Regions from separate parts of the Homo sapiens genome. Here regions 1, 2, 4 and 5 are each linked to region 3. A link is a contact called in ENCODE Hi-C or POLR2A ChIA-PET data. All regions are on one chromosome and are shown on one strand. The core of a region is the stretch at or near the end of the contact, and the rest is flanking DNA. Distances in the headings are between cores, read along the strand shown.

Evidence for each region. A loop is a pair of places that touch in the nucleus more often than their neighbours do. ChIA-PET counts read pairs that join two places held with the same protein, here RNA polymerase II (POLR2A). Pooled maps may share reads with other maps.
Region 1: a map of OCI-LY7 shows a loop between it and region 3 (5-fold over the local background). The contact joins the promoter of LINC01426 here to the enhancer-like site in region 3. A Hi-C loop is called at or near these places in 2 of 168 maps with a recorded cell type or tissue (OCI-LY7 and gastrocnemius medialis) and 6 of 50 pooled maps.
Region 2: a pooled map shows a loop between it and region 3 (3-fold over the local background). The contact joins two enhancer-like sites. A Hi-C loop is called at or near these places in 1 of 37 single-sample maps with no recorded cell type and 3 of 50 pooled maps. POLR2A ChIA-PET finds 5 or more read pairs at or near these places in 1 of 52 experiments (activated CD4-positive, alpha-beta T cell).
Region 4: a map of B cell shows a loop between it and region 3 (3-fold over the local background). The contact joins two enhancer-like sites. A Hi-C loop is called at or near these places in 2 of 168 maps with a recorded cell type or tissue (B cell and Ramos), 16 of 37 single-sample maps with no recorded cell type and 5 of 50 pooled maps. POLR2A ChIA-PET finds 5 or more read pairs at or near these places in 2 of 52 experiments (AG04450 and activated B cell).
Region 5: a loop to region 3 is called in a pooled map, with 5 times the contacts of the local background. The contact joins two enhancer-like sites. A Hi-C loop is called at or near these places in 2 of 37 single-sample maps with no recorded cell type and 4 of 50 pooled maps.

The regions. Positions count from the first base shown.
Region 1 is chr21:34,744,468-34,747,167 of GRCh38, reverse strand. LINC01426 (long intergenic non-protein coding RNA 1426) reads right to left here and starts at 1,343. Exons shown (of 3, transcript NR_038885.1): 1 at 1,152-1,343. RefSeq lists enhancers at 1-256, 463-962, 963-1,464.
Region 2 is chr21:34,843,341-34,846,040 of GRCh38, reverse strand. The region is part of intron 6 of RUNX1 (RUNX family transcription factor 1); the gene reads left to right. All of the region lies in intron 1 of RUNX1-AS1 (RUNX1 antisense RNA 1), which reads right to left. Among named protein-coding and RNA genes, the nearest start is that of RUNX1-AS1, 8.4 kb to the right of the region's middle. Within about 2 kb of position 1,265, at least 20 of the 41 ENCODE cell types and tissues checked have a DNase peak (open chromatin) inside an H3K27ac peak, as active enhancers do.
Region 3 is chr21:35,221,280-35,223,979 of GRCh38, reverse strand. The region is part of intron 1 of LOC124905015 (a long non-coding RNA gene); the gene reads left to right. Among named protein-coding and RNA genes, the nearest start is that of RUNX1, 170 kb to the right of the region's middle. Within about 2 kb of position 1,324, at least 3 of the 41 ENCODE cell types and tissues checked have a DNase peak (open chromatin) inside an H3K27ac peak, as active enhancers do; they include OCI-LY7, where a contact is called at or near this core.
Region 4 is chr21:34,864,302-34,867,001 of GRCh38, reverse strand. The region is part of intron 5 of RUNX1 (RUNX family transcription factor 1); the gene reads left to right. The region is part of intron 1 of RUNX1-AS1 (RUNX1 antisense RNA 1); the gene reads right to left. Among named protein-coding and RNA genes, the nearest start is that of RUNX1-AS1, 29 kb to the right of the region's middle. RefSeq lists enhancers at 743-1,022, 1,063-1,232, 503-1,702. Within about 2 kb of position 1,346, at least 17 of the 41 ENCODE cell types and tissues checked have a DNase peak (open chromatin) inside an H3K27ac peak, as active enhancers do.
Region 5 is chr21:35,527,436-35,530,135 of GRCh38, reverse strand. All of the region lies in intron 1 of LOC100506403 (a long non-coding RNA gene), which reads left to right. Among named protein-coding and RNA genes, the nearest start is that of MIR802, 190 kb to the left of the region's middle. RefSeq lists enhancers at 1,375-1,554, 1,575-1,624, 1,685-1,804. Within about 2 kb of position 1,420, at least 14 of the 41 ENCODE cell types and tissues checked have a DNase peak (open chromatin) inside an H3K27ac peak, as active enhancers do.

The DNA.
Region 1 (2,700 bases), core at 94-2,593, 480 kb after region 3:
TCACAGGCGTGAGCCACCGTGCCCGACCAAGGTTCATTTTCAATGCTGTTGACACGAAGGCTAAGATCACAGGGGAGGTCACAATTTTAGGATCTCAGCTTTTAGAATGCTGTCTTTTTAACCCCTTCAGCATTTCCATCTTATTGGAAAAGGGCAGGCAGGAGGGCAGATGGGAGGGAGGGAGGCAGTTGGGCTTTCTTCCTGTCCAGGGGCCAGCTCTGCCTTCCTGGTCCTCACTCCCAGCCCCACTCCTTCCTTCCCCTGTTCTGTGCCTCTCCTATCTACTCCTTCCACATCCCTAGCCACCTCACAGGCTCTTCATGGGGCTCAAGTGAGATAATGCAGGGTGTGAAATTCTTTGTCAATGAACGCATCAACTCTACGTTCCATTTGCTGTCATTATCTCCTGTATCTTTGTTCCACTTGTGCAGGTGATTTGTCCCCCCGCCAGTCCCCGTCCCCTCACCCCCAGTTTCATGGATAAGGACCAGCTGTAGACTCTGCCAGGCCCTGGGCAGTGTTGGTATCGTGCTTGGAGGTGCTGCTCAGTTATGCAACCCACCCTCCTCCCCCAGCCAGAGCCACAAAGCCACTAGGGCACTGTACCAGTTTGTTTATTTATTTATTTTTGAGATGGAGTCTCCCTCTGTCACCCAGGCTGGAGTACAGTGGCACGACCTTGGCTCACCACAACATCCGCCTCCCAGGTTCAAGCGATTCTCCTGCCTCAGCCTCCCGAGTAGCTGGGATTACAGGCGCATGATGTCACGCCTGGCTAATTTTTGTATTTTCAGTAGAGTCGGGGTTTTACCATGTTGGTCAGGCTGGTCTCAAACTCCTGACCTCAGGTGATCCACCTGCCTTGGCCTCCCAAAGTGCTGGGATTACAGGTGTGAGCCTCTGCTCCCAGCCCCACCGTGTTTAGCTTGGTTAGGCACAGAGCCTTGCATGAACCAGCACCTCGGGGACCCCATGACGAGGTCAGAGCGGGTGAGAGGCACGCACCAGTGTGACTGAGCCACTCGCTGGGACTCTGGGGGCAGCGTGGTGGGGCTTGAGATCAAGGAAGTGCCTGCAAGTGGATTCAACGATGAGACACTTCCCCGGCCCACAGGGTGGAGGGGTTGGCTGGAGGGGTTGCCTGTACTTACCAGAGACGGTCCCCGAGCGAGCTTGATAAGCTGAAAGAGACGCTCAGGAGAGCCCTGACAGAGCTCCCCAGGCTGGAAAGGACAGAACTCCCCACCGGAACTTTCATTTTCAAAGTTCAGCACCTCAGTTAAGTAATTAATAGGTCTGGTCACGTTCACAGCTCTCCAAAAGAGACTGATGGAGCTCTGCTTTTCCTCCGGAAGTGCTTTCATGGCAAGCCCAGAGAAGCCCCCTAGGAGGCAGCCTGTCATCCAATAATCACTTCCTCTCTCAGGCCCAAATTCCAAATCAGCTCAGCAATGGGCAGGGCGGCCCTGAGCCACGTCCAGAGGTTGGGATTTGCTGACTCCTGGAGGATATTCTGAGTATAGCAAGTAAGTGAACTCGCACAAACAATGCGTTCAGCAATGGGAAGAAAACAGCTGTTTTTGTCCGAGAAGTGTCTGGCATACCCAAGACTTCTTAAAGAGAGGAAAATATTAACCTAGAGCATAACAACCCCTTTCTCTTTTCAGTCAAAACCTAGACAGACTGTGTTGATATTAAGTTAACAAGTTCCATGGGCTAATACCTTCCGAATGAAATGAGAGGGTTCTTAAATTAATAGATGAAAACTCCCCTTCATACATCAGAGAACTAAGGAAAGGTAATTGCCCCCAATATTTATTTTCGATTTGGAAAATCCAAAGCAAGAAGGCTTTGAAGAAGTCAAGATCTGATTATAATTCTAGGCTCGGTGCCAATGGGATAAATTATCTGGCAACTTTTTTTGCACAGTTATTGATTCTATTTGTCTCTGACGCCAAGCGCCCAGCATGGCACAAAGCCTCACAAAGTGCTCCGAAAAGGGTGTCATCCCCACACCGTTGATAAGGCTCAGAGTCTCTCCACGGCCATAATGCAACCCCCTCCTCCCCAGGGGGCTGTTGGCACCTCAACCCACTAAGGGATCAGGAAGTAGAGTTTGCCAGTGAGGAGCCTGGAGACTTCAAGCCTGTTTGGCCTTGGTGTTCTTGTGATTTAGTGCCCTGGACTGGCAGGTCTAGGGACTTTTTGCTCTAGACAAACTTTTTAAATAGGCCAGGTGCAGTGGCTCAAACCTGTAATCCCAGTGCTCTGGGAGGCTGAGGTGGGAGGGTTGCTTGATCCCAGGAGTTTGAGGCTGCAGTCAGCCATAATCACACCACTGCAGCCCAGCCTGGGAGACAGAAGAAGACCTTGTTTCAAAAAAAATTTTTTTAATAAATATAAATTTAAAAAATAAAAAATCCCAACACATGCACACACATACATGCACACACATACATGCACACACACACATGCACACACATACATATATATGCATGTGCAAAAGGTATGCCCAAGCTATACTCTCTTTATTTGAGTTTTAATTTACAGAAGTTTTCAACCTGGCCAGGCCTGGAATCATGGAGAATGGGCTGGGAATGGGTCTGCAGAGGTTCCCAAGGACATGTTTGAAAAGCATCCTCCACCTGGGAGAGCTGGGTCAGAATTAGCACACTCTAGGAGAGTTGGGGAACAGCTAAG
Region 2 (2,700 bases), core at 16-2,515, 380 kb after region 3:
TGGGGCCGCCTCCCTCCTCTGCCTCCTCACAGTATTATGGGCTATTCTGCATTACCTGCCCTACCTATCTTCATAATCTAGCCGCAAACAGCTTTGGTTGACCACACCACTTCCCTATTGAAAGTTAATACTGTTTGACTCATTCTGTGTTACTAACCTGAAGCCAAAGAAAACAAGGCAGAGAATAACTGGCTTGTGTGGAGTTTGGAAAGCTCTTGGAGGCCCTGCTTTCAAAATCCTATACAGTAGCTTTACTATATCTCTCCGCTGCAGCTGCTGAGAAAATGAAGGAAGCAGAAGTGGTTAAAAAAAAAAGTTGGGGGTGGGGAAGAGACTGGGAAGGGAGTGGGGCGGGGTCCCCCTCCGGCTGGGAAAAGACAGGGTAATCTGCGGCAGTTTATGAGGGCTGTCTCCCTGAGCTGAGGTCTTGCTTTCACACACCAGAGTGTTCACACAGAAGAGGGACTGTTGAAGGAGTTAAAAGGAGAGGAAAGTTCAAAACAGTTGTTGAAAAGGCAGCTCTCCTATTGCCTGCGTAACACAGAGGAGCTGGGAGGCTGGTCTCACCAGGCCAGGCAGCCATAGGCAGAGACTCAAGGTAGACAGGCCAGGGGGAAGTTGTGTACCTTTCGAATCGGGAAAGGATTGAGGAGGGGGAATGTTGCCGGACAGAAGGCTGTCCTGGGCGTCCATCCTTGCCCTCCATCCCTGTCTCCATCCCTGGCAAGGATGGAACCTTCCCTTCCTTCATTTCCTAACTGGCTCAAATGTGGTCACCAAGGTGAATAGGAGGCACTAGTGTCTTGGAATAAACAGAACTTTCCCTCCCAATGTTACCTGGCAGACAGTGGGACCAGCATCTTCATCACCATGCTGTGCTCTGTGGGAGTCTAGGCAAACAGCCACTTGCCCATTCAGGTAACTTTAGAAGAGGTCTCCCTCCTCACAGATGCCCTTCTCAGCAGGTGGCTGCTTCTGGCACGTGGACAACAGTGCATAGAAGTGAGCCTGATGCCTGAATGAGGCTGTCATGACACAAACAACCGGAAGCCTTATTTGTGAGGGAGGGTCAACGTTCTGTTCAAAACAACTTGCTGCGGTTGGCTTTTGTACTAGTGAGTACTCAGGAGCTGTGAGTGGCCAGGGTACCCTGTCCTTCTGTACCAGCCAGGACCTGCTCAGCCATCTGTCCAAGGGCTTTGCAAGGCCAGCCTAGAACCTCAGTTGGCGTCTGTGACAGGAGAGAGCGTCAGAGTCAGATGCTGTTCCCCTGCTGTTGGGAAAGTCCCCGAGGCCCAGGGGGCAGGGCTTTTAGAAATAGGAGGGAATTTCCTTCCCTCTTTTTAGAAGTACAGAGGAGGAGAGATCATCCTCCACACTGCTGGATGAGCATTCCAGAATAAATCTAGTCCAGGAAAGGGGCTCACTCATTCATTCATTCACTCACTCACTCATTCATTTATTTGTCCAGCATTTATGGAGGCATCACCCAACCTTGGAAGGGCCCTGCCTTTACCTCGGTCCTGTCCAAACATGCTCAGTGTCTCTGCCCATTATGTATGAGATCTGCTGCTGCGGGAGGGGAACTGAGATTCCTGCAGGGAGGTTAGGAGGCCAGTGTGGAGAGCCTCAGTGCTGGTAACATGCTCACGCAAGCAGTGTGTGTGCGCCTCCTGGATCTTCTTCTCCTGGCCCCCAGGTCTTGCCTGTCTACCCCAGGACTAGCCCTGCTGATGCCTGAACTCCAAAGCCATGTCAGAAGCTCCAGGCAGCGTTCTGTGAGTCAGTGCTCATATCTCCATAGTGCGCCACCCGCCACCAATACTTTCTTTCTCTTCTGCAAGTCGCCTTCTCTTTAGAGTCTGTCCCTGGGCAGGAGCTACTCTGATCAACAAATCCATGTCACTGGTGGTTACCACTCTCTGGTTACTTTTCAGTTACGCTGTAACTGGGGGTTTCCTTGAGATAAGACCTTAACCTAGGGAGGGTTGCTAATATTTGGGATTATAGGCTGGTAGAAGAAGAAAAACCTTGAATTTGGGAGCTGTCTGCACCCTTCTTAAGAAACTGCCTCCACTTCCCCCACAGAGGGCTACCTCTGGTCAAGAGCAAAAGCCAGCAGGTGGCTTCTCTGCCCTGAGCTCAAGTTACCTCCTTAGTCACCAGACAGAAATGGACAGTGAGCCCTGGCGACCGGGGATGGCAGATTTAGATTTTGAGTGCTCTGCTTTTAGGAGAGGCCCGAGTCTCATGTGAGTGGGCGAAAAACTCCACTGCTCGTGGCAATGAGCCCTGGACTCAGGGAGCAGAGTTTTGTTTGGGTTTTTGTCCCGTGAGTCTTGGGCGCATGGTGCAGGGGGGCTGGGGAGGGGCAGGCCTGTGTGCGTCTCTGGCTTGAAGTTGTATTGGTTGTTGATCTTGCCTTGGCGTTGGCCAGCCTTTCCTGTCCATTGACTGTTGCTTGCTACACTTGTCTTGGCCCATGTCCTGAGGGCGATCACAGAACGGTGTGTGTGTGTGAGTGGATGTATGGATGTGTGATGGATGTATATGTATGTATGTGTATATGTGTGTATGTCAGTATGTGTGTATGTTTGTATATATGTGTCCCCATGTCTGTATATCTGCCTGTGTGTATATGCATGTGTGTCCCTGTGTGATATATGTATATGTGTGTGTGCGTCTGTATATATGTGTCTG
Region 3 (2,700 bases), core at 75-2,574:
GTGTGACCTGGAGCAAATTACTTAACCTCTCTGATTTGCAGTTTAGTTATGTGAAAAATGAGCATAAGTCCCTGCATAATTCATACGGAGGTAGTGAGGATAAATGTAATAATAGATGTAAAAATGTTGCAGTCCACTGGGAAACAGTAATACATGAAAGGTATGCTTAATATTTGGTTGTAAAATATAGCCTTTATTCTATGATGTCCGATTTTCTTGGCATTCACAACACTTAGAACCCACTAATAAAGCCATGCTAGCAAGAGTACAATTAAGGACAAGTTGGAAAACTGCCCAGTTCCCATGCATTTGATCTTAGTGAAGCACAGCACATTTGAAAGGACTGTGGATGCAGGAGCTGCATTTATGGGGAAGTCCCTCCATGAGGCCCTCTCCATCTACCCACCTGACCTCTTATCCTTCTACCCACTCCCGAACAATTTGCTCGGCTCAGCCCCCTCCGATCCAAAGCCTCTGTGATTCTAAGACCCAGGTGTGTTCTGGAGAAGATTAATCACAGGCAGACACAACTTTGCATTTCTTCCTTTCCCACCCACCTAACTTATTTCCACCAAAAAAAAAAAAAAAAAAAAAAAAGCCTTGAAGCAGGCTGGCAGAAGATAAAAGGGTCTCCAGTTTAGGTAGATATGCAAGAAAGGGAGAGCTGTTTGTAGAAACATCAGATCTTTCTTGGCCATGACTGGGCATCACTTTGCCCCATCTCCCATCTTTCCATAGCTAGAAGGAAGGATTCTCCTGGATACCTTCAAGGTTCATTTAAGTAGGACACAGAACTCATTGGCTCCCTTGTTCCTGGACTTCCCCTGCTAGTGGTGTGGTCTTTTCCTGACTAATCAAATCCCAGGAAACTTAGGAAACAAACTACAGAACAAGATATAATTTTGCAGGTGATTCAGCAGCTCTCAGATTTCTGTTCAGCTAGAAGGCAAATTTATCCTTCAAACCAGTATACCCATTTCTTCACATCTCCTGTGTCCCAGCAGTTGGATAAACTCTCCAGGTAATGGTGAATCAAGAAAAGGTCATCTGACAAGCTCAGTGAGTGAAAATGGCCCATCCCACTTTGCTGAAGTCACATCACGGGCTTGCTGTCACTGAAGGTCATTGCCATACCACTTCCTACAGGTCTTTGACCTCAAGGGCCGGAGGAACACTTTTCTCAGGCTCCTTTCTCCCCATTGCTGTGGTCCACAAATGTATTCACTGAAACAAGTAATTCTGCTTAGTTCCGAAATAAAGAAACTTAGGTCAGAGTTCTAACCAGAAACAGGAAATGCAGCCAGGGGAGGACAGAGTCAGAGGAAATTAGGCAGGGTGACTAGAAGAAAGAGGTTTTCAGAAATGCTTTCTGAACCTACTCCAGCACTCTGCCTCCCTGGAAGGCTGTAAAATCCATGCAGTTTATCCCAAATTTCCCACGTACAACACCAGACTCCTTCCTGGCATTAACATTGCTTTCCCTTCAGCACAACCTCTGCTCTCTGTTGCTAATTCAGTTTCAGTGTCTCCTTTCTCATGAACTCATACTCTCATGACCTGTAGCATGTGCAAAAGTAATTTAACGTATTTCACCTGATATTCTCTTTGGAATTCTCAGATGGTGGCATGAAAGTATAATGTAACTTCTGCATGTAAATGATGGATGTGTGAGTTTGTACGTGTGTGTGTGTGTGGGGTGCACACATGTTTGTGTTCACTCACCTGCCTGCGAGCCCATGTGCTCTAGCAATAGGATAGGAAGAGAGCTGTCCATGGTATGTCATTCATTCATTTGATATGTATTTATAGATCTACCACACACCATGCACCACTGTGCCTGCATGACCAGCTACAGGATGAAGAACAATTGCAATGAGGCCCTTGTCTTCAAGGAGCTTACAGTCCAGTGGGAGGGAAAAGCCATGGCAGTAAAGCTCAGGACATGCTGATAGCCTAAATACAGATAACTGTACCCATCCTTTACTTTAATATCCCTTTCAGGCTTACCCTCCACCCGAGTGCCAGACTCCCTTCCATACCCAAACATACCAGCCTCAAATATGTCTCAGCCTTGGAGTGCCATAGGGAGCCATCAGGAGAGGGAATCAATGCTAAGCCCCACCATGAAGAAAGCCAGAGCAGCTGAACACACAGCTTTGAGCTTCCTGTAGGTCACTGCAAAGAAGGAAAGAAAAAAAAAAGACCACATGACCAAAGACCACATGACCAAACTTTCTCATGAAATAATGTGGCAGATTACACCCTCAAATGGTACAAAATTTCCCCATGTAGTTTATCTATTATCTAACTGTTGATTTCAAGGGATGCCAGATAGGGAAAAGTCTTCTCTAAATTGACATGTTTTATCCTTTTCCACTTCCATTCTTACCTTCCCAGCTTTTTGCAGGGACAAATACATATTAGACTGAGGCACATTTTGAAATTTCTGTTCAAAATATATTATTATCCGCAACTCTCAAGGTGGATTCTGAAAGATTATTTAAATATTTTATGCTATTAAATGTTTCAAATACACCAAACAATATGTGTGCCTATGATTTATATGCAAGATATACAGAATATAAAATAAGCACTCCTCTACTCATTCATTCATTCATCTGATACATATGGTATGTTTGGGTATTGAAGGGAGTCTGGCACTCAGGTTGAGGGTCAACCAGAAAGGGATATCAAAGTAAA
Region 4 (2,700 bases), core at 97-2,596, 360 kb after region 3:
TTGCATGTCTTCGGTTTTCTCCAAGTAAAACAGCTATTTTTCAAACAATCCATAATTCCAAACAAATGCCATTTCCATGGAAAACTGAGTTCTATATTCTAAGGACCTGATTTTCAGTCTGACTTTTGAGGGTAGTCCTGGTGCCAGTAGCTTAGGCCTCAAGTCTGCATTTTGCATGTGTGATGTGAGTGCGATTGGATCAAGCAATCTGCAAATACAGGCACTTTGCACACAAGTATATACAGTACGCCGACATCTTAATTCAATTCAGCATGGAGAATCAGGAAATTATGTGCAAGTTGAAGGATTTGTATCCCGTCCAGAAATCCCCAAATAAATTAATTATACAACTCCACTGTCAAAAATAGTGGCAAATGTTTGGGTAAGGAAATGGAAGAGGAGCATAAGCATGAATTTTGGCTGTTAGGTTGTTCCAGTGGAAAAGTGAGAAATCAAAATTAAAAATACTTCATAAAAAATACTCCAAATGCAGACTACTCCTGGAATCCGAGGGTACGTTAATTTTTATACTTAGTTATCCGCAATTAAAATTAGACCCAAAGCCATCTATTGTAAAAGGAGAAATCTCCCTGCAACCTTTCAGGATCTTGTGGGATTTCCTGAATTTGCAAAGAGCAGAACCTGAGCCTTCACTGACTCTCTTGGTTTTTAAAAGCTGCGATGTTTTTCTTTTATTTTTCCTTTCTCACTCTTTGGGCGTTTCAAGACTCTGGGCACAACTGGCTTTCCTGCAGACAAACACAAGAGTGAAAAATGTTGCGATTGTGTTTCCTAAGGACTCTGAGCCCCCAGGGCAGACGGCTCCTTTGTGTCTGCAGCCTTCCTTTGCGTGACAAAGGGCAAGTTTCACATCCCCTGAAACTGTCCCCAAAAGAAGAAGATGACTCATGCTTACAGACCTACACTAAGGAGAGTGACAGGAACAGAGTCTGCTGCAGAGCCAACTCAGGTAGACCGGGGATACCTGCAAACTAGACCTGAGGAGGCCGAGTCACAACAGGAGTCGGGGCTCGCCCGTCAGACACGGGGTGTTATAGGAGGATTCTGCTCTGATGTGGCCTGGATGCACTTTTAAATATGTTCTTCACACCTAGGCAAGAAATGACCCCGAGCTGCATGTCTTTTTGCTTTGTAATCTCCTTGCCACCCTCAGCTCTTTGGGGAGCAGTGTGCACATTTGAAGCAATCCTGAGGTTTAGCCACTTCCCAGATGTGGTGAGGAAGTGGAGAGTGCGCTGGGCCATGCGGAACTGCAGGTTCCAGCCGTGGCTTTATTTGACCACAATTGGCTGTCAGAGTTCACCAGCCCCAGGGCCGCCAACGTCAAGACTAATCAAGCCTAGACCTGGGGCCTCCCCGCTGACTGGCCCTGGGGAGTGTGTCATGGCAGCGAGTGTCCAGGAAGACTCACCCCTTGACCTTCTTCCCAACTAAATAAAGCAGTTAGTATTTTGCCCTGGCATTTGGATGGACACACTGGCGTCGAGGGAGACAACACATGTTGCAGTGAGGAGCACTGGCCTGGCTTGTTTACATAGCATATCAGCCACTCACAGTTGTGCCTTACAAAGGTCGCCAGCTGGCGGGGCAGGAGTGAACTTGAACTTGAAGTTCAAGTTGCGTTTAGGCCTGGTAGCAGCCCCATCACCTGCTGAACACACACACACACACACACACACACACACACACACACACACACACGCACAAAACCCCTCCTCATGTCAGACGTCAGTGCCTACTTCATCCCCAGCTCCTTCTTACGGGATCTGTCACAGCTCTGGTCTTTGTGGAATCACCTTTATCATGTCTTTAATGATCATTCCACTGACATTTACTGAGACCTTTCCCTGTGCTCTGCTTGTATATTCAGCATTCCATTTAACCTGCAGAACAATGCTACGAGATGGAATGACTGTTATTAACCCCCTTTTACAGATGACAAAGCTGAGGCCCCAGAGAGGTCAAGTAACTTGCCTGAGGTCACACAGCTAGCAAGTGGCAGAGCGAGGTTTTGAACCTAAGTAGGTTGCCTTGAGAGTCCACACTGAATGAATCACCACTGTGTTTCCACCTTCATGGGATTTTATATGGAATTCTTCTCTCTCACTGCTTCCAAGCCTACATCAAGACAAACCTCATCTGCCCTGTTGTTTTTTGTTCTCACCTTCTTATTCAGTATGAGTGTCGTTTGGTGCTTCTAATGGTCTTCTAATGGTCCTCCTGGAACCCAAGCCCTGGCTGGAACTGATGCTGCTGTGGTGGTCAGGGTTCAGTGAGCAGGAGGAAGGACTTGGTGTTTACCCCTTGTTTACCCCTTTCCTTGGCTTCCTTCCATGCAGGCCACCCTGTGACCCCGTGGTGGCCCCCTCTGGAACCAAGAGCTGCCGACTTCCAGCAGCACACACAGGATCAGTGCTGGGGCCATCTGTGCACTGACCAAAGCCTCTGCTGGCCTCACCAGACCAAGGCCAGTGAGTGCTTCAGGGAGCCTTGGATCCTCCAGGCTGCCAACAGAAACACCGGCCCTCTCGGCAGCAGCCCCATCCTTCCACCCCTGCACTGGGTCCTGAAAAGCCCATTTTGGGGCCGTTGCTATTTAGCCAACCTGCCCTCCCTTGCTCTCCTGTGATTTCTCACTATTCCGGCTGCAGCTCGCTGGGAGAAACACTTGAGAGTCTT
Region 5 (2,700 bases), core at 171-2,670, 310 kb before region 3:
TACAGACTGTCCTGTGTTCCACCAGTGGGGAGCTTCTCCATCTAGTTCACACCATAGATTGATGGTTGCCTTCTTGTGTCTTAACACATGAAGTTTTAACAGTATGTACTTATGCCGAAGACTGAATTTATCATAGTTAGGTGACTAGCCAGGCTGGCTTGCCTGGGACTCGGAGTTCTCAGGACATGCAAATTTCAGTGCTCAAACCAGGAAAGTTCAACATACACCCCGATAGGTTGGTCACCCCATAGTCAAATTTGAAGTTAGAGAGTTATTTAGAATGGGAATTGCAATCCTTTGATTACATCACTTAATCACCACCACTCTATCTTGGCTATTGCTAAATTCTTTATCTGAGTTGTCTTGTAGCAAAGACCTTTTTGAAAGCTGAAAATTCCACATTGTGCTGTTTTCTTAACCAGTGGGGCATTTGAACTCAAAATGACATCAATGTGCTAGAATGCATACATCATGGCTTTGAAAAAAATAGGTCTGAGAACGAGGCAAAGTAAAACTAAGCAAACAGATAAGAATAGCAACCAAACCTGATCTTAGTCCAAAGGCCTAGAAGGGATGACAACAATTCTAAGTTTTTACATTGCCTACCTTGAAACCTATGATTGATAGTAATGGATTAGCGTGATGTATACTGTGTTCATTAAAGTGAAGGAGACCGGATAACTCACACAAGATAAATACTTTATTTATGAATGATTAAAATATTTTACAGCCATCTATCATCGTGAGCTCGAATGTAGTTAAAAATCAATTCGAAGTGAAAGTGAAAGGAGAGAGGCAGGAGAGGAAGACGTCTCCTCTCCCTGCTTCTGCCTTTGGCCTCAGGGTTATAATGGTCCTGCCTGAATGCTTGCATTGCTTGGTTCTTTGCTCAAGCAGCCTGGTTTAGTTGGGGTTCAAGGCCAAGCTGTGCAATAACAAACCCTGACAGGCTTTAATAAAGAGATATACAGCGTCTCGGATGTATTTGAGGGAACGCTGATGCTTGTGGTTTTGTATATGGTTATGGTAAATAACTAGCCCGCTAATTCTTGTGGTCGGCCTTTGCTGGGAGCGCTGGACCACTGGAGACCCATTTAACCCGAATCCCCCGCACCTACAGAGAGCCTTGCATTGCAGTCACAACAAGCAGGGCAGAGGCAGGGGCTGCCGGCCTGCGGCTCATCTCCGGGCTGAGTTCTGCTCACTTTTCCTCCCGCAGGAGCAGGATGGGCTGTGAGGCTGACAAGCCTGACCAAGGCGGCAGAGAACTTTCTACGTGTTGTGTTGTCACTCCGCGTTTCCCCTTTCCCCATGACTGATTCCTGGAGATGCTCTCTGTAAATGAGCCCAAGTGGGAGGAGAGGCTGACTGCTGAGTCCTCAGCAGTGCTGGAGGCCCCCGGGGGGGACAGCAGCTTCACATCCTGACAGGAGGCACTCAACCCGAACCGGAGCTGCAGGCGCCTAGGGTCCCTGACTCAAATTAGGGCGGGTGCGCCAGGCTCCGGACCTAAACCTACATCTTTCTTTTTCAACCCTTTTCAACTGCTTAGCATTTTATCTTTCTAACTGTGCATAGAAGAACTTAAGAGGGAAGTGGCATTTTGGACAGCAGCAGCCACAGAAAGGAAAGTTGCAAAACTGCAATATATCATTTTGGAGCAAATGCCTACCTACAGCTCATGGTCTTGGCTCATTTTTAGGAGAATGAAAGGGTTTGATACTGTTTGACTTCATCTCACCCAGCAACTTGAGACTAGGGTTCATCTAATGCCACCCCCACCCCATGCATATTTAAAGGTCTATGACTCAAAACCGTCTATCCTTTATCAAATGAAATGTGGAGATGATGACATGACTGTACTCCCACTCCCCTCTGAATGTGCAATTCTTAGATTTAAAAAGGCAAGAGAGGCATTGTTTCCCAGACCCTCCTTCCCTCCCCACAGTGTCCACTGAGAGAGATTCCTTTCCCAACATCACAGGAGACTCATGGCATCTTCTGTGCTGACCTCATGAGCTTCTCAGGGCATTTTGTTGCCCATTCTCCTGCCATTGGATCCTGAATTGGAGACGGGAGTACAAGGAAGGTTCTATAGAATCACCAGGCTTTCCTTTCCCCTGGTGTGTCTAACTTTTGACAGATACCCATTCTTCCACACATCCACAGGGAACTACGAGAGAAGTTGTGAGTTACTGATGTGCACTGAGTGTTTGTGGTCCCCTCCCTGAATTTCTCTGTTGAAGTCCTAATCCCTAAAGTGATGGTATTTGGAGATGGGGTTTTGGGGGTGATAGGTCATGCGGGTGGAGCCCTCATGAATGGGATTAGCACTCTTAGGAGAAGACACAGGAGAGAGATGATTGCTCTCTTCCTTATGTAAGGATTCAGAGAGTAGCCAGTCATCTGCAAACCAGCAAGAGGACTCTCACCAGGAACAGAATTGGCTGCCACCTTGATTTTTGACTTACAGCCTCCAAAACTGAGAAAGTCATGCCTGGTGTGTAAGCTGCCCCATCTTTGGTATCCTGAATGGCAGCCTGATGTGACTGCAATAGTGATGAGCTCACCATGCACCTGCTGCTGGAAGTTCTTGTTAGTTTCCTGCTGCTTCTGCCCAAGGATAAGAAAGAAGATGATGTCTCTAAAGACCAGGGCCCCTCCACCCTGTATATTTTACCATTATTGTTTCCCCTGTTC